Linked DNA regions of Homo sapiens: regions 2 and 3 are each linked to region 1. The links are chromatin contacts, found by Hi-C or POLR2A ChIA-PET in ENCODE. All regions are on one chromosome and are shown on one strand. Each heading gives the region's core, a stretch centred on a gene start or an enhancer-like site at or near the end of the contact. The rest is flanking DNA. Distances are from core to core; before and after follow the strand shown.

What was found. Hi-C counts contacts between places; a loop is a spot of excess contacts on that map. ChIA-PET counts read pairs that join two places held with the same protein, here RNA polymerase II (POLR2A). Pooled maps may share reads with other maps.
Region 2: POLR2A ChIA-PET joins it to region 1 with 19 read pairs in Panc1. The contact joins two enhancer-like sites. A Hi-C loop is called at or near these places in 5 of 168 maps with a recorded cell type or tissue (B cell, Caco-2, OCI-LY7 and 2 more) and 2 of 50 pooled maps. POLR2A ChIA-PET finds 5 or more read pairs at or near these places in 3 of 52 experiments (OCI-LY7, Panc1 and activated CD4-positive, alpha-beta T cell).
Region 3: a map of psoas muscle shows a loop between it and region 1 (2.5-fold over the local background). The contact joins two enhancer-like sites. A Hi-C loop is called at or near these places in 1 of 168 maps with a recorded cell type or tissue (psoas muscle). POLR2A ChIA-PET finds 5 or more read pairs at or near these places in 2 of 52 experiments (Caco-2 and activated T-cell).

Annotation. Positions count from the first base shown.
Region 1 is chr9:121,999,803-122,003,240 of GRCh38, reverse strand. All of the region lies in intron 3 of TTLL11 (tubulin tyrosine ligase like 11), which reads left to right. Among named protein-coding and RNA genes, the nearest start is that of TTLL11, 92 kb to the left of the region's middle. Within about 2 kb of position 1,705, at least 6 of the 41 ENCODE cell types and tissues checked have a DNase peak (open chromatin) inside an H3K27ac peak, as active enhancers do; they include psoas muscle, where a contact is called at or near this core.
Region 2 is chr9:121,944,235-121,947,672 of GRCh38, reverse strand. All of the region lies in intron 6 of TTLL11 (tubulin tyrosine ligase like 11), which reads left to right. Among named protein-coding and RNA genes, the nearest start is that of TTLL11, 150 kb to the left of the region's middle. Within about 2 kb of position 1,657, at least 2 of the 41 ENCODE cell types and tissues checked have a DNase peak (open chromatin) inside an H3K27ac peak, as active enhancers do.
Region 3 is chr9:122,038,630-122,042,067 of GRCh38, reverse strand. TTLL11 (tubulin tyrosine ligase like 11) reads left to right here. Exons shown (of 9, transcript NM_001139442.2): 2 at 2,700-2,796. Among named protein-coding and RNA genes, the nearest start is that of TTLL11, 53 kb to the left of the region's middle. RefSeq lists an enhancer at 1,942-3,141. Within about 2 kb of position 1,903, at least 4 of the 41 ENCODE cell types and tissues checked have a DNase peak (open chromatin) inside an H3K27ac peak, as active enhancers do; they include psoas muscle, where a contact is called at or near this core.

The DNA of each region.
Region 1 (3,438 bases), core at 456-2,955:
GAAGTGCTGGACCGGAGAGGTTTTATGATCATCTCTCTTTGACAGATGAAGATATTGATGCTATTGAGTAACACATACCTTGCTATTTCTTATACATATTTCTTCTGTGGCTGTTTAGCTCATGGTATTCTATCTTGACATCCTGAAATAGCTGTCCTGTTGAGACTGTGGCATAGCTGTTCTGTCTTTGTGGGTCATAGGTGAGGTTTTCCTAAGCTGGGTGGACTTTCCAATGTCCGGTGGGTTGGCAGGGAGGCTCGACACGCTGGGGATCTCTTTTTTTTTTTTTTTTTTTTGAGACAGAGTCTCACTCTGTTGCCAGGCTGGAGTGCAGTGGTGTGCTCTCGGCTCACTGCAACCTCCACCTCCCAGGTTCAAGAGATTCTTCTGCCTCAGCCTCCCAAGTAGCTGGGACTATAGGCATGCGCCACCACGCCCAGCTAATTTTTGTAGTTTTAGTAGAGACGGGGGTTTCACCATGTTGGCCAGGATGGTCTCGATCTCTTGACCTCGTGATCCGCCTGCCTCAGCCTCCCAAAGTGCTGGGATTACAGGCATGAGCCACCGCACCCAGCCACTGGAGATCTCTTAAAGCTGAGCCTCCAGGGAATCTGGATGTTTTCCCAGGGGATGGGAAAACATTGCCTCTGCCATCTAAGAGCAAACTAAAGAGCTTTGTCATGCTGAGATGAGAGTATCCTGTAAACACAATTATCAGTGCTTTTCTCTGTATTTATTTCCCTTCTCCTCTCCTTGAGTCATTAATAAAATCTCAGAAGCTATGTCTATGGCTACAGGGGCCTAAGGAAAGAGTTGGAGCCCAGGTGTTGTCCAGAGCATTAAAGGGTATCAAAACTTCCCTCCCTGTCCTAAGACCGTTGTGGTCGTGGTAGTGGCTAGCGAGATATCCCCAAAGGGAAAGTAAATTTGGAAGAGCAGTCGGGGCATCTGTTTCCCCAAAGAGAGGCTGCCTTCAGTGTCCCTCTCTGATTTATTAAGGAAGCAGAGAGGTTTCCTTGCAAATGAACACCCAGGTGAAGTGACTGGCCAGAGGTCAGGAAGCAGGTGCCGGGCTAACATTTCCTGGGAGCCCATGAGAGGGGGCTTAGCCCAAGGTCCTGTTTTCCCGTGGCCACCTGATGCCATTGAAATGAAAGTTGGGGAAACAGGCAGTGTTGATTTAAGGAAACGTGGCTTCTGTAGCAGCCTCCAGTGGCACAGTAGGAGTTCCTTTGTAGAACTCAGCTCAGCTTGGCTTCCAACCAGCACACTCATTTAGAACACCCTGGAGTTTTAGGGTGATCAAAGGCATGTACAAGTAATTCCTTACATGTCAACACCTTCGTGCTTCTCCTTGAAATTTAAACCAGCAGTTGAAATCCAGAGGCTTGCAGCAGATCTTGTTCTCACTCTCATGGTGTAAATGATCAGGCTGAGTGTCCCGTTCCTGGGCAGGCATTTGGCTGCCCTGACCAGGCTCTCTGAGTGGCTGGGTGGGTGTTTAAAACTATCCTCTTGGTGTGTTGGTTTCCAGCCAGTTCTCTTTAGAGGTCAGAGCTGTTGCCCAGAAGCACCAGCTCTGCACTGCTGTCTCTGCCCACCCTGGGCTTGTGAACCTGATCCAAGCACAGGCTGTGCCGCTGGGACTCAGGGCGAGTGTCCATCTTGGCGACCTTGACCCCTGAAGTAGGCTTAGCTTCCCTGTCCCGCCCCCCCTTCCCCCTTCATGATTCCCACCCCCTGCCTCTTGGCTCACCACCTCCTGTGTGATCTGCAGGTCACCTGGCTTTGCTCAGTCTCAGATCCTTATTTGTAACATTATTAAGAACAGTGTTGCAGCTGGGTGCGGTGGCTCACGCCTGGAAGCCTGTAATCCCAACACTTTGGAAGGCCAAGGTGGGTGGATCACCTGAGGTCAGGAGTTGGAGACCAGCCTGTCCAACGTGGGGAAACCCCGTCTCTACTAAAAATACAAAAATTGGCCAGGTGTGTTGGTGCACGCCTGTAATCCCAGCTACTCGGGAGCCTGAGGCAGGAGAGTCACTTGAACCTCGGAGGCCGCAGTTGCAATGAGCCGAGATCACGCCATTGCACTCCAGCCTGGGCGACGAGTGAGACTCCATGTCAAGAAAACAAAAACCAAAAAACAGTGTTGCACACACATACACACAAACAAGGTACTGAAGAACAAAACAAAACAAAACCTGAAAAAGAAAAAAACCAATATCAGTAGATTTCTCATAACTTAGCTGTGGAGATTAAGTGAAATAACTATTGTAAGGCACCTTATAGGTGCCCATAAATGGTAGTTGTTACTGTTATGTATTACTGTTAATAACATTTTAAAGTGTAACCAGAAACGGGTCCTGATCCAGACCCCAGGAGAGGGTTCTTGTATCTCGTGCAAGAAAGAATTCAGGGCAAGTCCGTAAAGTAAAGTGGATGCAAGTTTATTAAGAAAGTAGACAAATAAAAGAATGGCTTCTCCATACAACAGCCCCGAGGGCAGCTGGTTGCCCATTTTATGGTTCTTGATGACATGCTAAACAAAGGGTGGATTATTCATGCCTCCATTTTTAGACCATATAGTGTAACTTCCTGACGTTGCCATGCCATTTGTAAACTGTCATGGCGCTGGTGGGAGTGTAGCAGTGAGGATGACCAGAGGTCACTCTTGTTGCCATCTTGGTTTTGGTGGGTTTCAGCTGGCTTCTTGACAGCAAGCTGTTTTATCAGCAAGGTCTTTTTTTTTTTTTTTTTTTTTTTTTTGCGACGGAGTCTCACTCTGTCACCCAGGCTGGAGTGCAGTGGTGAGATCTCGGCTCACTGCAAGCTCCGCCTACTGGGTTCACACCATTCTCCTGCCTCAGCCTCCAGAGTAGCTGGGACTACAGGTGCCCGCCACCACATCTGGCTAATATTTTTGTATTTTTAGTAGAGATGGGGTTTCACCGTGTTAGGCAGGATGGTCTTCATCTCCTGACCTCGTGATCCGCCTGCCTCGGCCTCTCAAAGTCCTGGGATTACAGGCGTGAGCCACTGCACCCAGCCATCACCAAGGTCTTTATGACCTGTATATTGTGCTGACCTCCTGTCTCATCCTGTGACTTAGAATGCCTTCACCTTCTGCGAATGCAGCACAGTAGGTTTTAGCCTCATTCTACCCAGATCCTATTTAAGATGGAGTGGCTCTGGTTCAAACACCTCTAATAAAAGTATTAAGATGTATTAATACTCTAAGTAATGTATTTAGGGCTGTGAGCATTCTTCTAGGAACTGATATGTGGACCTGAAGATGATATGATTTAGCAGAAAAAGTGTGGCCTTTGGAAATTTGAACACACACCCATGTTCAGATCCTGGCTCCCCAGGGTATAAAATGTGTGATTGGGGAAATAAATTACCCTGTAAATCTCAGTTTCCTTGCCTGTGATGGGG
Region 2 (3,438 bases), core at 408-2,907, 56 kb after region 1:
TGTTTCAGAGAACATTTTCTATTATGCTCTCTGTGGCTGAGATAGGGAGCACTTCCAGGGACCTTGTTCTACACTTGTATTTTCCTTTTTCACTGACACTAAGTGACTTTAAGTCAAATGCACCCAACCCATAGCAGCATGCAGAATGCATCTGTACCCATGTGGCATCTTGATAAAAATTACAGGTGTATATTTTTCGCACACTTGAGGTTTATCTCTCTAAACTCAAAAAGCTCTTTCAATTTTAACTATTTGGAGTTGAAATCTTCCTAAAATGCATGATACAGCTGCTTCCTGAAATTGAAGGAACATAATTTGATATTTTTTCTTTTTTCTTGGTGCCTTGGAATTAAGAGGTGTGCTGGCAAACTGGTTTCAAAAAACAAAACAAAACACTTCCTGATGGGTAGTGTTTGTCTATTTCCATGGTGTAAATATTCCCACCACAGCTAATTTCAGGCTATCAGTGGTTTTTAACAACCAGCTCAAAAGACTCCTGAATATTTATGGACAGCTTGAGCTCAGCTCTGCAAGGAAGCAGCGTAGCACTGTGGAAAGGACGTGGTTGTTAGACCTGGACATACCTGGTTTTAGTCCCCATTTTTCTGCTTGAGAGCTGGGCTACCTGGAACAGGATCTTTAATCTGAGTTTCTATGTATAAATTGAGCTAAACATGACCACACCATGAGGGATAGTGAGGACCAGAGAAGGCGGCAGAGGTCAGGGGTCCCAAGTGCTGTCAGGGCCAAGCAGGTGATCTAATGAATGGGGGTAGGCTGAGTGGGGACCCTGGAAAATCCCAGAAACAGTGGTTCTCAAGCTCAGCTGCATATTGGAACCAATAGGGAACTTCTCTGCCTGGGCTCCACCTCAGACCAATTAAACCAGAATTTCTGGGGGTGGAGCCTGAACATGGTTTTAAAAAAATTAAAAGAACACTCTTTGAAACACCAGTGATTCAAATATGCAAATCACGTTTGAGGACCACTGGTCCTGACGGACACTTGTGGGTAGTGAGCATGCCTGTCACCTCCAAAATAAGTCAGCGGGCTTAGCACACAGCAGGGGTTACAGGATAGCCTTCCCAGCCTGTTGTACTGTGTGGTAACCTGGTAACTGTTTTTTGCACAAGAACTTTTTCGTCTTCCTAAATCTTGAAGGCTGGCCCCAGGTATGATTCCCGTGGTCAAAGCCCCTGCCTCTGTAAGCCCCACCTGCTTTGCCTAGTCGGCCATGAGCTGTGGCAAAACCAGAGGGCTGTGTGCGTGTTTTGTGCCTGTGTGGATCTTAAGTGGAAACTGATGAGGTCATGCCAGGGGAAGGGGGCCCAGGAGCAAAGGATTCTGGGATTCTACCCACCATTCTCTCCCTATCTCATTCCCCAGCTCCTGTCGGCTTGTTGAGACCCCCAAGCATGCCACGCTTTTTGATGCCTCTATGCCTTTGCACATCTCACCCCCAGGCCCAGGGCACTCTGTGTGTCCACTCTGGCACAGTAGTTCCTGTATTATATTGTCATTATTAGTTTACCTGTTTGTCTTAATTCAACAAATACTTATTTAGTGCCCGTTATGAACCCAGCAGAAGGAATGCTGGATTTATGGTTTAAACATCCTGTGAGCTCTTCAAGGCTCAGAACCACATCGGATGCATTCATGCCCTTGGCATTTGGCATGGGGCCTGGCACATAGAGTTTTTTTTATATTTTCGAAAGATGGAAGGAAGGATGGGTGGATGGGAGGCGATTCTATCTTACCTCCATGTTCAGGACTGTGACTTAGAGGGATAAGTTTTTGAAAGGGTGACTTTCCAGGGAAGTGGAGTGTGTTTGTAATTTCCAGAAATTTCACAGGGAGATTCAGTTCCCATGGCAGGATTTATCCATGGTTGTTAAATTGTGGATCACTTTCTTTAAGGGACATGGACATTGACTTTTAAAATAAATTTTCTCTCCAATACTGTCCTGAATGGAATCATTAAATGTAGAGTGAGTTTGGAAAATTGTAAGTAGTTCGGTATAGATGGAAGGGGTGGTGTAGGAAGCAGAGGGAATGAATTTGGAAGGATTGGCAGGGATTTGGACTATAAAGGACCTTGAATGCCAGGTTAAGGAGCTTTAGATCTGCCCTGTGGGCAGAGAGGAGGACCTCGTGGACACTTTAGAGGAGGAATGGCAGAGGCATGCTCAGTGGGTGGGTAAGAGCATCATTGTGGTCGGCTCCTTGAACAGATCAGATCAAATCACTCTTCCTTCCGAGCAATCTCCCAATCTACCATTCCTGCCCTTGCCATTTGCATAATTTACTTTTAATTATTGCTTTCATTATTTTCACAGCCCATCCTGGCAGGAATAATCTGATACTGGGTGGAATTAAACTGATGGGACCTCAGCAAACCTCCTTTGTTCATATTATTAACCCATGTATTTTTCAGAGAAGATTTTATTAAAAGAGATCATCTGGGATTTGCTCCTAAGCTGTATTTTCCGGAGACAGCACAGCCAGCAACTGTCCCTTGCACCCGACTCCTCTCTGTGGGTACAGTTTTAAAAGCAGGTGTCACTCAGCGCTTAGGGAGCACCAGTTTCTAATTAGTTGCTTGTTAAACCACAGGCCTCCAGATTGGGCTACTAAAATTACTAGTTTATTTAGTGAAGAAACACTAATGGTATTTTTTTAACCCTGAAAACAAGCATTTCCAGTTCTTTGCTGATGCCACATTTTTCTGAGATGAATGTTATTGTTACACATTACTGTTACTATTTATGGTGCCCAGAGCAGTGTGGGTTCTTTGCAAATGTTATTATCTTGTCGATTTCTCACGGGATTTTGCAAATACTGCTTTTCCAGAAGAGGAAGCCTGGTCTCAGAGAACTGAGTCACTGCCTAAAGTCACATAGCCAGTGTGGGCCAGGCTGGAATTCAACCTGGGGCTGGCCTATGTCCTTGTTCTTTTCAATAGCTTCTTCACTGTCACTTGCTTATTGATTTCCATTTGCCAATGGACCACGCTTTATGACATAGGAATTTGTATTTTTGTTTAAAAGCATCTGGAAAATAATAAAAATAATTTGAAAATATAGCTTAAGTATATTATGTATTAAACAAAACACCATTACTGTCAATTCACTTAAAGGAACTCAATATTTTCTTTTCCTTTTTTTTTGAGATGGAGTCTCACTCTGTCACCCAGGCTGGGTGCAGTGGCGCGATCTCGGCTCACTGCAACCTCCGCCCCCTGGATTCAAGTGATTCTCCTGCCTCAGCTTCCCAAGTAGCTGAGACTACAGGTGCCTGCCACCATGCCCAGCTAATTTTTGTGTTTTTAGTGGAGGCGGGGATTCGTCATGTTGGCCGGGCTGGTCTCAAACTTCTGATCTCAAATGATCTGCCCGCCTTGGCCTCCCAAAGTGCTGAGATTACAGGCGTGAGCCACCG
Region 3 (3,438 bases), core at 654-3,153, 39 kb before region 1:
ACTGCACTCCAGCCTGGGTGATGGAAGAAGACTCTGTTTCAAAAAAAAAAAAAAAGGAAGTATGAGAACTCCACTTGGTTCTTTTTTTTTTTTTCAAGATTGTTTTTGCTATTTGGGGTCCCTTGTAATTCCATATGAATTTTAGGATGGATTTTTTTATTTTGAAAAAAAGTTATTGGGATTTTGATAGAGACTGCATTGCATCTGTAGACCATTTTAGGTAGTATTGACATCCTAACAATATTAACTCTTCCGGTCTATGAGCATAGGATATCTTTCTGTTTATTTGTATTAATATCTTCTTTAATTTCTTTTACAAATATTTTATAGTTTTCAGTGTACAAGTCTTTCACCTTTTTGGTTAATTCCTAAGTATTTTATTCTTTTTGATGCTATTATAAATGGAATTCTTTTAAAAAAAGGTCCTTTTTGGATTGCTCCTCATCATGTATGAAACACAGTTGATTTTTATGTGTTGATTTTGTATCCTGCAACTTTGCTGAATTTGTTTATTACTTTGAATATTTTTCTGTGGAATCATTAGAGTTTTCTACATATGGGATCATGTCATCAACAAACAGATAATTTTGCTTCTTATTTTCTAATGTGGACACCTTCTATATCTTTCTCTTGCCTATTCTGGCTAGAATTTATAATACTATGTTGATGTAAAATAAAAGTGGGCATCTTTGTCTTATTCCTGATCATGGTGGAAAAGCTTTAAAGCTTTTAGTATTTTACCATTGAGTATGATGTTAGCTGTGTAAGCGGACAGTTTTTAAAGGAGCTTAAAAAGAGGTAGGATTATGAAATCCTGGGACTTAATTAAAATTATATCCCCCATATTCCTAGCACCTAGTCTGGCATATAATAATTACTGAGTGAATGGACATGTTTTTAAAAATGGTAGTTTCTCAAAACTGAATGAGCTAAAGGTGCCTCTAAAAGGGGGGGCAATTTGGTATTCATGAGGGTGGTAAGCATTGAAGAGTGATGAAAAAGGAGATAAGAGTCATTGGGTTGCCCACTGACAAGGTGTTGGTTCCTCATTGTGGGCAACAAAGCAAAGCCACTTTACCCTTTGCTCGGATAGCCTGCTTAATTCTGGTTATTTTCTCCTTCTCTATATTAGCACTTAACAGCTAGAAGAAAATAACATATGTTGTATCTCATTGTATTTATGAGTACTGAATTAATAACTTACAGCCCATTGCATAAAAAGAAAATGAGCAAAATGCTGTAAATTATAGATGGAAGTTGTTAATGTGAGTAGAGTGTACAACATATGCCTCATTGTGCACAGCTTTGAAATAATGTGACTGATTTAAATGACTTGAGGCTGGCTTCATTTTAATGTGGAATGTATGGAAAGCATTGAGTCACCACCATTTCATTAGTAAGGCTATGTTCTTCCATTGGACCTTGGCCCCTCAACTTGAAGTAGATAAAAATTCTGATTACCTATAGTCCTAGAATGGGAAAATCAAAAGATTTTTATTTAATATGTTGGCATATCTATTTGTGTGCACTTTTAACAAGCAAATTCTGAATATGAACTAACATGGCCTCTCTTTTCTCCTTTAACAAGGTCATCTGAGTTACAGATTTAAAAAATATGTTCATTAAATGCAGAGCTTGTTGATAACTTTGAGAAGCAACAGGATGTAGTGGAAAGAACAGGCCCTTTTGTCTCGGTGAGAAATTTTCTGGCTTCAAATAATTGAAACTCTATAGCTTGTGCCAAACAAGATTTTAGAAGACCAAAAAGGTATTCTCAGGATACAAGGCTATCTTACAGGCTCACGCGGGTCTGAGGCCACTCAGTCTGAGTTTCTAGGGCTATGTTGTCTCATCTCTGCTTTCCCTCCCACACCTGCTCCTTTCTTGTCTCTCAGCAGACTGGCTGTCTCTGCTCCTGTGCACATAGCCAAGCACAGCTGCCCTGCCCTGGCTTTTTATCCCTGCCAGTTCAAGGGCCAGCAGAGGCTGCCTGGCATCTCTGATTTCCAGATTCCTGGAAGAGAGAATCTGGTTATCTCATCTTGAGTCAGATGACCACTCCTGATTTGTTCATTTATTAATTCAGGAAGTCTTTACGAGTTTGGGGAACTGTTTTAGGCCCTGGGATTCATCTTACCCTCATGGAGCATATGTGTGTGTGTATGTGTGTGTGTGTGTGTGAGAGAGAGAGAGAGAGAGAGAGAGATAAGGGAAGAGGGACTCTGAAAGCTTATTCTTTTGGGCTCGGTTGAGGGTTGTAATTTTCAGAGGAAGGGATGTATGGGCTTGGAATTTGGATAGACCTGGACTCTAATCCTGGTTCCTCCCCTTACCAGCTCTGTGTGACCCTTGGGCATGTTAAATTACCTCTGTCAGCCCCAAGTTTTGAATCAGCAAAATGGGAGTAATCCTTTATAGGGTAGTTATAAGGATTAAAGTGAAATGGTGCCTGCAAAGCCAGGAGTGTAGTATCTGCCACATGTAATCAGAGCTCTACCACTTGGAACAAGTTATTAAACCTGTTTGAATCTGTTTCCTCATCTGTAAAATGGCAAAGAATATCACTTACCTCATATGCGTATTATAAGGATTAAACCATGGTAAGTACACCAGGGTGCCAGGAATTTGTACATAATGGATACTCAGTGTGGTCACTGCTCTTCTTATTCTTATTGCGAGTCACATTTTTTCTCTTCTAGTTCCCATTTGGCCGGCGCTTGCCTTGTGACATCTACTGGCATGGAGTTTCATTTCACGACAATGACATATTCTCCGGTCAAGTGAACAAGTTTCCAGGTATCTGCTGTTATTGTTGACATTTAAACATGTTTCTAGGGCCAAGTCTCAGATACACTCTTCTACTAAAACATGACAGTTATTTTTGAGATCAGATTTGAGGACTCTTAATTGGGAATTGCTGTGTTCACTAGCCATTAAGGTTTTAAGGATTGGAGACAGGCTTTTAAAGGTTCAAAGGCAGGCTTTCTTGGTCTAATGCCACTGGTGGAAGAACATGGTTTCCACTTTTTGGGTTATGCATATAATATGGGGTTCTAATGAGAGGAATATATTCTGAAAATGAAAAAATAATAGAACATTTCATTCTTGCGGGAAACAAAAGCACCAAAATTCTAGGCATATGTCATAGAAATGGGGTATCAGCTTCCCTTTTCTTTAAGTATTATATTTGGAGGTACCATTTTTAAAACCAAATATACTGGTCTCCATATTAAGTACTACAGGCTGCACACAGCCTCTGCCTTTTACCTAATGACATTATCTCAGCAAGACTTATCCTGCAAGGAGAAATCTTAGTGCTAGAAAAGCATCATAGCCAGCACTAAGATATCCCTCTCACTCCACTACCAACCTCCCAATACAACTTTTTTGTTTTGCATTTTAATCTCTACCACTTTTCTGAGATGGAGTCTCGCTTGG